2 separate regions of the Mus musculus genome follow, and region 2 is linked to region 1. Evidence: chromatin contacts called from ENCODE Hi-C or POLR2A ChIA-PET data. All regions are on one chromosome and are shown on one strand. Each heading gives the region's core, a stretch centred on a gene start or an enhancer-like site at or near the end of the contact. The rest is flanking DNA. Distances are from core to core; before and after follow the strand shown.

What was found. A loop is a pair of places that touch in the nucleus more often than their neighbours do. ChIA-PET counts read pairs that join two places held with the same protein, here RNA polymerase II (POLR2A).
Region 2: a loop to region 1 is called in a map of left cerebral cortex, with 6 times the contacts of the local background. The contact joins the promoter of Gpr150 here to the promoter of Rfesd in region 1. A Hi-C loop is called at or near these places in 4 of 37 maps with a recorded cell type or tissue (T-helper 17 cell, heart and left cerebral cortex). POLR2A ChIA-PET finds 5 or more read pairs at or near these places in 3 of 5 experiments (Patski and embryonic stem cell).

The regions. Positions count from the first base shown.
Region 1 is chr13:76,015,901-76,021,011 of GRCm38, forward strand. It overlaps Rfesd (Rieske (Fe-S) domain containing), which reads right to left and starts at 2,662. Exons shown (of 4, transcript NM_178916.5): 1 at 1,621-2,662. It also overlaps the pseudogene Gm4165.
Region 2 is chr13:76,054,887-76,059,997 of GRCm38, forward strand. It overlaps Gpr150 (G protein-coupled receptor 150), which reads right to left and starts at 2,110. Exons shown (of 1, transcript NM_175495.2): 1 at 1-2,110. The coding sequence starts at 1,938. The coding sequence ends at 655.

The DNA.
Region 1 (5,111 bases), core at 1,412-3,911:
ATGGCTAAGATCAGAAACTCAGGTGACAGCAGATGCTGACAAGGATGTGGATAAAGAGGAACACTCCTCCATTGCTGGTGGTATTGCAAACTGGTACAACCACTCTGGAAATCAGTCTGGCAGTTCCTTAGAAAATTGAACAAAGTACTACCTGAGAACCCAGCTATACCACTCCTGGCCATATATCCAGAAGATGCTCCAACATTTAATAAGGGCACATGCTCCACTATGTTCACAGCAGCCCTATTTTTAATAGCCAGAAGCTGGATAGAACCCAGATGTCCCTCAACAGAGGAATGGATACAGAAAATGTGGTACATTTACACAATGGAGTACTACTCAGCTATTAAAAACAATGACTTCATGAAATTCTTAGGGAGATGGATGGAATTAGAAAATATCCTGAGTGAGGTAACCCAATCACAAAAGAACACACATGGTATGCACTCACTGATAAGTGGATATTACCCCAGAAGCTTGGAATACCCAAGATACAATTCACAGACTACATTAAGTTCAAAGAGAAGGAAAACCAATATGTGGGTACGTCTGTCTGTCTTAGAAAGGGGAACAAAATACCCATGAGACAAGATACAGAGACAAAGTGTGAAGCAGAGACTGAAGGAAAGGCCATCCAGAGACTGCCCCACCTGGGGATCCATCCCATCCATATACAGTTACCAAACCCAGACACTATTGTGGATGCCAACAAGAGCTTGTTGACAGGAGCCTGCTATAGCTGTCTCCTGAGAGGCTCTGCCAGTGCCTGACAAATACAGAGGTGGATGCTCTCAACCAACCATTGGACTGAACACAGAGTCCTCAATGGAGGAGCTAGAGAAAGGACCCAAGGAGCTGAAGGGGTTTGCAGCCCCATAGGAGAAACAACAATATGAACCAACCAGTATCTCCAGAGCTCCCAGGGACTAAACCACCAACCAAAGAGTACACATGGAGGAACCCATGGCTCCAGCAGCATAAGTAACAGAGGACGGCCTTGTTGAACATCAATGGGAGGAGAGGCCCTTAGTCCTGTGCAGGCTCGATGCCCCAGTGTAGGGGAATGCCGGGGCTGGGAAGCAAGAGTAGGTGGGTTGGTGAACAGTGGGAGGGGGTTTTCAGAAGGTAAACCACGAAAGGGGATAACATTTGAAATTTAAATAAAGAAAATATCTAATAAAAAAGAAATCTCTTGAAGAACAAGAAGGAGAAGGAGAAGCAGCACTGATACTTTCCAGGGAAGCTAATGAACGTCACGTTGAGTTATGAATCCTGCTGCTGTAGTCTTCCTACTAGGAAAAAAATAATGCCTTGGCTCTCCCTCCAAAATCACTGTTTTTAAAGTGCTATAGTGCTGGAGAACATAATTTTTAATACAGTTTTTGACAAAAAAAAATAAAAATAAAAAATGTTCTGTTCTACCATTGTCTTTAAAAATAAAAACTGTTTTGTTGTTCGTAGATCCCTAAAATTAGATTTCTTAAAGTGAGAATTCCATATAAAACTATTTGTTTTAGATAAGTGGATGGCCCCGACAGTTTTAAACACCTTTCTAATGTAGATAATTCATTCAAGTATAAAGTCACTGAAGACAAAAGACATGAAATTAAAGGTACTCACACTCATGTGTCACTCCTCTTGAGCAATGACTCAGGGACTCTTAGAGTGGGGACCTGGCCCACAAATTATCACAGTGCTTATCTCCAGGGTGACACCCTGGCTTTTAGGCTCAGGGAAGGGAAATGCTTTAGTCAGTAGCAGTTTGATGATAATAAATACATTTGACTAGCTACATTTCACTACCGCTTGGACACTTTGCGTGTAAATGTTCATTACTCCTCACAAAATTAAATATCTGTAAGCTCATATGTTGCTTGGTGTAACTTTCGTGTCACTAGCAGCCAGCGATTTATAAAAGAAAAGAAACAAAAAACAAAAAACATGTGGCCTGAAAGAAAATCATCTTGAAAGTCACAAAAACCGTTCGGCAAAAACGTATAGAGAGTTTTATATTCGCAGTGCACACATGTATCGGAAAAGATGGTTCTGAATGTTTATGTAGGAATGCTAATGTACAAGATTGTCTTCACAAATATCTAAAGTAAAACACTTGCCCAATTTAATGAAGCCGTGCAGCTGAGCGAATTACTGCCAATGTCTGGTATTAAAGATGACAAGGCGTTTCACCAGCGTCTGAATCCCGGACTGCTTCCTAAGAGGCCTGTATCATAGGGTGTGCAGAGGACAACCACGTTAAGGCACCTCTACTCTATACAGCTGGGTGCAACCGCAGGAAGCGCAGCAAGGCTGGTAGCCACCCCCATGGCTTTAGCAGTTCTCAAACCAGTTTTATTTGCTAAGAAGACAGGCCGCAGCTGCTAGATTGAGCGGCGCTAGGGACAGCACGGCAACCAGCAGTCGTCCCGACGGCCATCCCAGGAGAATATTTGGGGTGCGTGGGACGTCAGAAGGATTCGCTTTCATAGTTTATGGCACAAGTGCGGAAAAGCCTATTTAAATGGCTGCAGGTCCCGGCTGTGGCCCAACTGTCAAGGCGAACAGTTCACTGAGGCTCTTGCCAATGCCAGTCCACGAGGGTCCAAACGCTCCCTGCTCAGACACCCGAGGACTCGGAACCGCTGCCAGCGGACGCAGGAAGTGCAGGCCCGGGCGGTGTCCGACCGGAAGCAGCAGCGTGCCAGAAATCTCCGCCCCGCTCCCCTCACCCAATTCCCGCACCGCGAGAACCTAACTTACTGTGCTGGGGTCCTCGCCCCGCCCTCAACACCCAGCTCCCGCAGCCCCTGCGTCCTGCGCCTGCGCGACGCGAGTTTGTGAGGAGGCGGGGCAGGGGTCACGTGCTAGGAAGTACTGGCTCCCCTCCCGTCCCTCCATCAGGCTGCTGTCCTGTTTGTGGAATTTTTCTAGCTCTTGTGGGATATGAGTAGGTGCATCATTTTCTTTCTCTTTTCTTTTTTCAAAGAACGATAATCGGACTCACTCTAAATTTATCCAAATTTTAAATGCACTCAGCAATCTCATCCCTAAGCGAAATAATACCTAGAACATGGGAAAACTTTACAGCCATATACTGTATACCCAAAGGTCCAATTCCATACACTACACCATACAGGCTCCCATGTGTAATATGCTCTCTTTAACACAAATAACTCATTGCTTGAGATACAAATAGGTTAAGTATTTGTGTATACCAAAGCTTTTAAAAATTACTAGATTTAAGGGGAGATGGTGTGTTTTCACTTTCAATTTCTCTTTCAGTGTTACATTAAGAGCAACACAATAAGAACTCCCCATACTTATGCTCAGAGGTGCAAGCTAAATGAGTCTTACTGGTTTGCAAGCATTCTCTGTAAACTGGCACGTGGCAAGCTCTTATAGAGCCCACAACCCGGGCTGAAGTTGATCACTTGAACCCAAGTGTTGGGCAGCACAGACACCCTGCTTTAAAAAAAGAAAAAAGAAAAAAGAGGCCAGCAAGATGATTCATGGAGTAAGGGTGCTTGTAAACGGGACAGCCTGAGTTGTAGCCCAGAGCTCATTTAATGATGTAGGAACTGACTTAACAAACTATGCTGTAGCATGCATGTCCCTGCTCACACAGAATAATAAGGATTTTTTAAAATTAATGATCCTTTGATTCAATAGCTCATAATCTTGGCTAGGCTTTAGATCTGCCTAGGAATTAAAACAAACAAAACCAAAAAACAATAACAAAGCAACTTTGCCCAGTATACCAGATCAATGAAGTAAAAATCTTAGAAAGGATTCAATATATATTTTTGTTTTTTAATTTCTGAAAGCTTTTCATTTTTTCCCTCCCAGAAAGACCAACTGCAATCAGAGGGAGTGAAAGGTCAAGATTTTATTCATAACAAAATCAGCTTAGAACTGGATCACTTGGCCCTTTCTCTTCTTGTCGCCTCACAATTCAAAATGCTCACATCTCTTAATAGCCAGCATCCTCTTAGATCTGCAGTTGGGCTCAATGCACTCCAGTCTCAGCACAATCTTCTTTGTAGAAGCCTTTTTGCGGAAAATAGGCTTAGTTTGTCCACCATAGTCACTTTGTTTCCTGTCATAACGCTGCTTACAAAGAATCCTTGTCCTTCTTGTACTGTGTCACCTTGTGGGGTTGGTCCTTTCCATATTTCTTACAGAATATCTGGTGGACCCTAGGCATGTTCATCATGTTCACAGGATCACTAACTTCCAAAATTATTACACTGTGAATCCAAAATTGGACGTTGAAATCTGTATTTAACATACTAACACAGTGATTTCAGTGCCCCAAAGGACTGGGGACCTGAGACTCAGGGGTCTTGTTCACTTATCCTGGTGTGTTGCATACATTTTTTTTCTTTCAAGACAAAGTTTTGCTGTGTTATCCAGGTTGATCTCAGACTTGTGAGCTCAAATGATTCTCTCAAATCACCCTCCAAGTTTTCTCAAGTCACAGCACTCACAGGTGTGTGCCATCATATCTGGCTTATCCAAATATTTACAAAATGAGCCCCAACAAGTAAAACACAGAGAAGTCCAGAATAATAGCTCAGTGTTAGTTTCCTTCATACTATTCTGTTCACTATATAGTTTTAGGATAACCAGTGATATTTTATAGAACAATGTTTGTCTTGGATAGGGGTTTACTGTTGTGAACAGACACTATGACCAAGACAACTCTTATAAAGAGCACCTAACTGCGGCTGGCTTACAGGTTCAGAGGTTCAGTCCATTATCATCAAGGCAGGAACATGGCAGTGTCTAGGCAGGCAAGGGCCTGGAGGAGCTGAGTGTTTTACATGTTCTTCTAAAGGTAGACAGGAGAAGACTGGCTTCTAACCAGCTATGACAAGGGTCTTAAAGGCCACACCTACAAAAACACACTTCCTCCAACAAGGCCACACCTACTCCAACAAGACCACACCTCCTAAGAGTGACACTCCCTGGGCCAATCATATTCAAACCACCACAATGTTCCTTTTCGTCATTGATCAAACACAGGGTAAGTATCACTTTAAAAAGTATTAAAGACTGAAATAATATTTGCTATATCTATAAGCAGTCTTGATTTCTAAAAATATTTATTTTAT
Region 2 (5,111 bases), core at 860-3,359, 38 kb after region 1:
AAGCCACACCTATTTTCCTCCCAGAAAGCACATTACTACGTTTTAAAGAAATGTTGTAGCTGCTACGTGGGAAATGCTTTTATTTTTCAAATGCTCTGTCGCTAACGTGACAGCATGATCACTTTCCTACAGTGCTGCTAACAGCACTCCAGATCTCCCCAGGAAGAGCATTATGGGGATTTTCCTCTCGGAAGGAACATCAAATTTGCTACTCCCCAAAGATGCACTTGATTTAAGCACAATTCAAAATCACTACAAACATAATAGCAACGAATGAAAATTTGTCAATTTAGTTAAAATGAATTGTCTAATCTAGAACGTAGTGGGAGTATAAAAGAGAATCGCAAAAACATTGACTCTGGAACTCAGTTTTTTGTTTTGGTTTTTTTTTTTGTTTGTTTGTTTGTTTTACAACTTTCCAAGAGTTTGGTCTCCTCAAAATGGGCGTTATGAGAGGAACCAGAGGGAAGAAAACTAACGGGAAGTGAAAATCATGCCCTTACTAGAAGGAAATAACTGTCGCATACAGGATGCGGGCCGCTTCAGTAGTTCCTGCAGACAGTTCCACTCTTGGTGACTTAGGCAGATCACTTACACCCTCCGTTGTCTGAAGGCTGTGCTACAGTGGCCAAGGACCTGTCCGTTCAGCAGTTCCTAGAAGGCACTTTCACAGGAGCAGGGCGGCGGTCTGGGGCGTGGCGGGGGTGGGCGCAGGCAGCCCTGGTTCCGCTCCTCCCGCCGGGCATGGTGATAATGAGGGTGGGGCCAGCGATGGCGGTGGAGTGCCTGGTGGTCCCCAGCCCATTCGCTGATATCGGCTTCTTCCTCCCGCACGCAGCACAGAACTCCTAGGCGCCTCCGCAGCCTCCGCCAGAGACGGCAGTCGCCCGCCTGGAAGAAAAGGTAGATCAAAGGGTTGATGGCGCTGTTGGCCACCTCTAGGACGCGCATCGCCGCCACCAGGCTCTCTCTCTCCCAGTCACCCGCGGGCTTCGATGACCAGGCGGCTGCCAAGCGAGCGGCGAAGTAGGGCAGGTCGCAGCCCACGAAGAGCAGTGCCAGCGCCAGGCTCATTTTCAAGCTTTGCACCTTGGCTTGGGGCAACGCGCTGGGCAAGGAGGCTCTGGCCATACTGGGCGACCAGGGCATCCTAGCCACCGGAGCCTGAGACCCACGCTGCCACCAGACACACAGCAGGTGGCCGCAAGAGAAGCCTAAGAGAGCGACCGGCGCCGCGAAGCCCACGATAGCTTCATAGAGCGCGTAGACCTGCAGGTGCCAGCGCGGCAGGGGCGCGAAGATGCCCCTGCAGCAATGCTTCCCTGGCCAGGCATTGGCGGTTGAAGATGGAGGAGCATCCCAGCGCACCACGAAGGTCGGAGGCAGCGCCAGTAGCAGAGCCAGCAGCCAGCTCAGGGCAGCCAGGGCACGTGCTGGCAACTGAGGGCCCTGAGGAATGCGCACCGCGAGCTGGCGCTCCAAGGCAATGAGCGCCACCAGGTGGGCGGAGGCGCCCCGCCCCGATGCCTGCAGCAGATGGGAAAGGCGACAAGCCAAGTCGCCCAGAGCCGGTCTCGGGTCGCCCAGCAGCTCCCAAGCCAGCTGCGACAATGCTGTTCCTCCACTTGCGTACAGGTCAGCCGCTGCTAGCTGCACAAGCAGGAAGTCCATCTTGCGACGCTTGGGACCCGGCCAGGGTCCGCTGCTACCGCCGCACAGGCGGCAGAGCACAGTGGTGTTGCCAGCTACCGCGGCCACCAGGATGATCCCCAAGAAGACCAGATGGATCCGGTGGCTGGGTGGCCCGCGTGGAGGCGAATGCGGTCCTGGGACAGAGGCTCCTTGCTCAGAAGTCAGGTTGAGACTCCAGCTTGGCTGAGTGGGTACAGAAAGGTTGGATGCGGGATTCAGAATTGCGAGGCTGAAAGGATCTTCCATCCTTAATCCGGAGGAAAGAGAGATACCGCTTAAAAGGCCAAAGTCTATGAGAGGTGGCGCGGGCCACACCGCTGGGTCTCGGCGATTTCCCAAAGTTAGTTGAAAAAGCACACACACCCAGGGTGAGATGGATACGCGTGGATTTGCGCTTAGTTGTTTGTATAGGTTGTTCTTGGTATTTGTCACTCAAATGTGGGTTGTATATTCGAGGAACACACATGATCCCTATTCTCCACCTTCTCCGCTTTTCGCTTCCTCCCCCTCCCCACTGCCCCCCCCCCCATCCCAGCAGAGCATCTTTCTAATCCACACAGCCGCCTCCCTCAGTGGCATCCGTGGACCTCTAGGCTCTGGAAATCTTGCCCTGTGACATATAGCCAGAAAGAAAGTTGTGCATGTGACCACTGCAAAGGCTAACTAATGTTAACTCAGAATCAATTATGAGATAGATAGTTCCTCGGCTGAGATAGTATCCCCACCCCCAACAATTAATTGTGTGATTGCTAACAGGAAAAATTACAAATGCTACTTTTGATAAAAAAAAAAAGAAAAGAATTTTTTTTTTTGTAATGCCATACGTCTGCGCTAGCTTGAGAAATACAAGGACACAAGAAACCAAGCAGGGTTCCTCTATTTCTCCACTTCCGACCCTGCTGGGCCAGCAGTCTACCACAGAACTACAACCAGTCCTAAATAGTAGTAATAGCTTTTTGAGCAGAGTCATTAGGTGAGCCTTTGATAGGGGTATACCTTCCTCTGCCTGCAGTGCTAGGACTTTAATCCGGAGAGAACTATGGGCCCTCCCTTTGCCTGGCAATTAGGAACAGAGAGGTCTGCAGATGCTTTCCAGTACTCTCTTTACTAGCATCAGGGGATGGCAGCCGCTCTCTCCTCTCAGTGATGCAAAACTCATTTTGTCAGTCTGAAGACAGTACTACCAGATTTTTATACAAATGGTGGTTCATGGATTGAGTCCTTCCTAGTATTTTCTTCTAGTGATGGATGTGTCACGCGGGCTTCTCTGTCTCCTGATTCTGTTTTCCAGCAGATGGGAGGTTGCTGGGAGGGACTACGCCTCCAATAAGCCCAGAGAAAAGGTGACTAAGAAAACCATACAGCAGCCAATTTTTAAAAAAGAAATCCAGTTCACAGGAAATGGTTTAGATTTAATGCTGCCACTTTTAGCCTCATTTCACAAACAATTCACTTTTCCCGTTGGAAGCATCAGTTTGTGCATCCATCAAATTAATCATGGTGAAAGTAAAATTTCTTGTACTTCCTGGTCTTGGGCCAGGGAGGAATGGGTGTCTGTTGCTTCCCAAGCTGTGGGAATGTTTGCAACCTACAGATGCATGAATTAGGGGGACTTGGTAGGATTCGTACCACCCTGCTGGTTGCTGTAGAAATCTCATTTTCCTAAGGTCTATCATTTTGGCTGGAGACATGTGTCGTTTTTCATTATCTATCCAGATCCTCATATTGGTCCTGATACATGGCAGATATCAATCAGTCAATATATGTCCAGTTGATGAATTAGTACCAATTTAAGGCATATCAGATAACTTTGAGCAAAGTTCTGGTCCTGACTATAAATGTATCACATAAGATGCTTTTCATGCCTTTGGTGCCAGTATCATCTAGAAGAGCCCAGTAGGGTCTGAGGGTGTGTGGATGCTGATGTCTCTCTTTGCTGGAACATGAAGGAAGAGGAACAGTGGCTACAATGAAGAGTTTCTTGGTACCGTGTGCTCCAGTCTTTCATTTCTGAGCAGCACCTGGCAACCCATGACTGCCTTACCAAACGTTAGTTCAATTATTTCTCAAAGTAATTCCACAGTTTGTTGGAATATTCTCATAAATAATATACCAAGATTCTACCACTGAAAGTTTATTCCATCGAACTTTAGAAAGACTTGATAAAATATTGATTTTAAAAAAATAGTTGTTTTCCAGGGTAAATGGCAACCACTGCTGCTTGGGTTGCCAGAATCAGTTGTGGCCTTGCAAAACCCATAGGACAAGCTGGTCCTGGCCTTCTCCCCCATGTCCTCCTCCTCCTCCTCCTATTTTAAAAAATATTACCTTTAATCTTTTTTTCTACAGCTCAGTCGTTATCCCCCTCCTATTCTGCCCTCTGACAGTTCCTTATCCCATTCCTCCTCCCGTCTCCAAGAAGATGTCCCCACACCCCACATACCCCAGCAAATCTCCCATTCCCTGGGGCCTCAAGTCTCTGGAGGGTTAGGCGCATCTTCTCTCATTGAGGCCAGACCAGGTAGTTCTTTGCTGTCTATGTGTCTGGGGGTGGGGTGGGGGTGGGGTTGGACAAGCTAGCACACACTGTCTCAGGGGTCCGAGTTAGTTGAGACTGTTGGTCTTCCTATGGGGTTGCCCTCATCCTTAGCTTCTCTCAGCCTTTCCCTAATTCAACCATAGGGGTCCTTGACTTCAGTCTATTGGTTGGGTGTAAGTATCTGCTTCTGTCTCAGTCAGCTGCTTGTTGGGCCTCTTAGAGAATGGCCATGCTAGGCTCCTGTCTCTAAGTACATCATAGCATCAGTAACAGTGTCAGGCCTTGGAGCCTCCTCTTGAGATTGATTCCCAAGTTGTCTTCTGGCCTCCACAGACATGCTCACAAACATTATACACATTATTTTAAAAAAATAATAAATAACAATAAAAATAAATTAAAAAAGGAAAAGTGACTGGAAATAGTAAAAGGGTTCAGTATGAAAGGAACACAGTGTTCATAGACAATAAAAAAGAATGAGACAAAGGATGGCCTATTGAAGTAGAAACTGAACAGGCCCCAGACTTAGTAGGCCCACAGGCCTCAGCACAACTTCCATAATGGTAGTACCATTTAGGCTGTAACACAAGCACCGCCTTTCAAAACGAAAACCAAGGCTAATCTGTTAAAGTCCAAAGTTCTCAGAAAGTCTCAACATGTATTAACCTTGCTTTTCAGCTTCTGTAACTCTGCTCTTGTTAACTGAAGCATGTCAACCTAGGACATGCTTTTTTGAGCTTAAAAGCTCACTCTGAGAAAGGCTTGGAGCGACATTGGGATTTTGAACACCTAGTGTAGTTGCCTGCTTGATATTGGCCTAAATCCATGTCTAGCCAGTCTTCTCTCGTGGATACTCCACAACAAAACAGAATAAATAATGGAA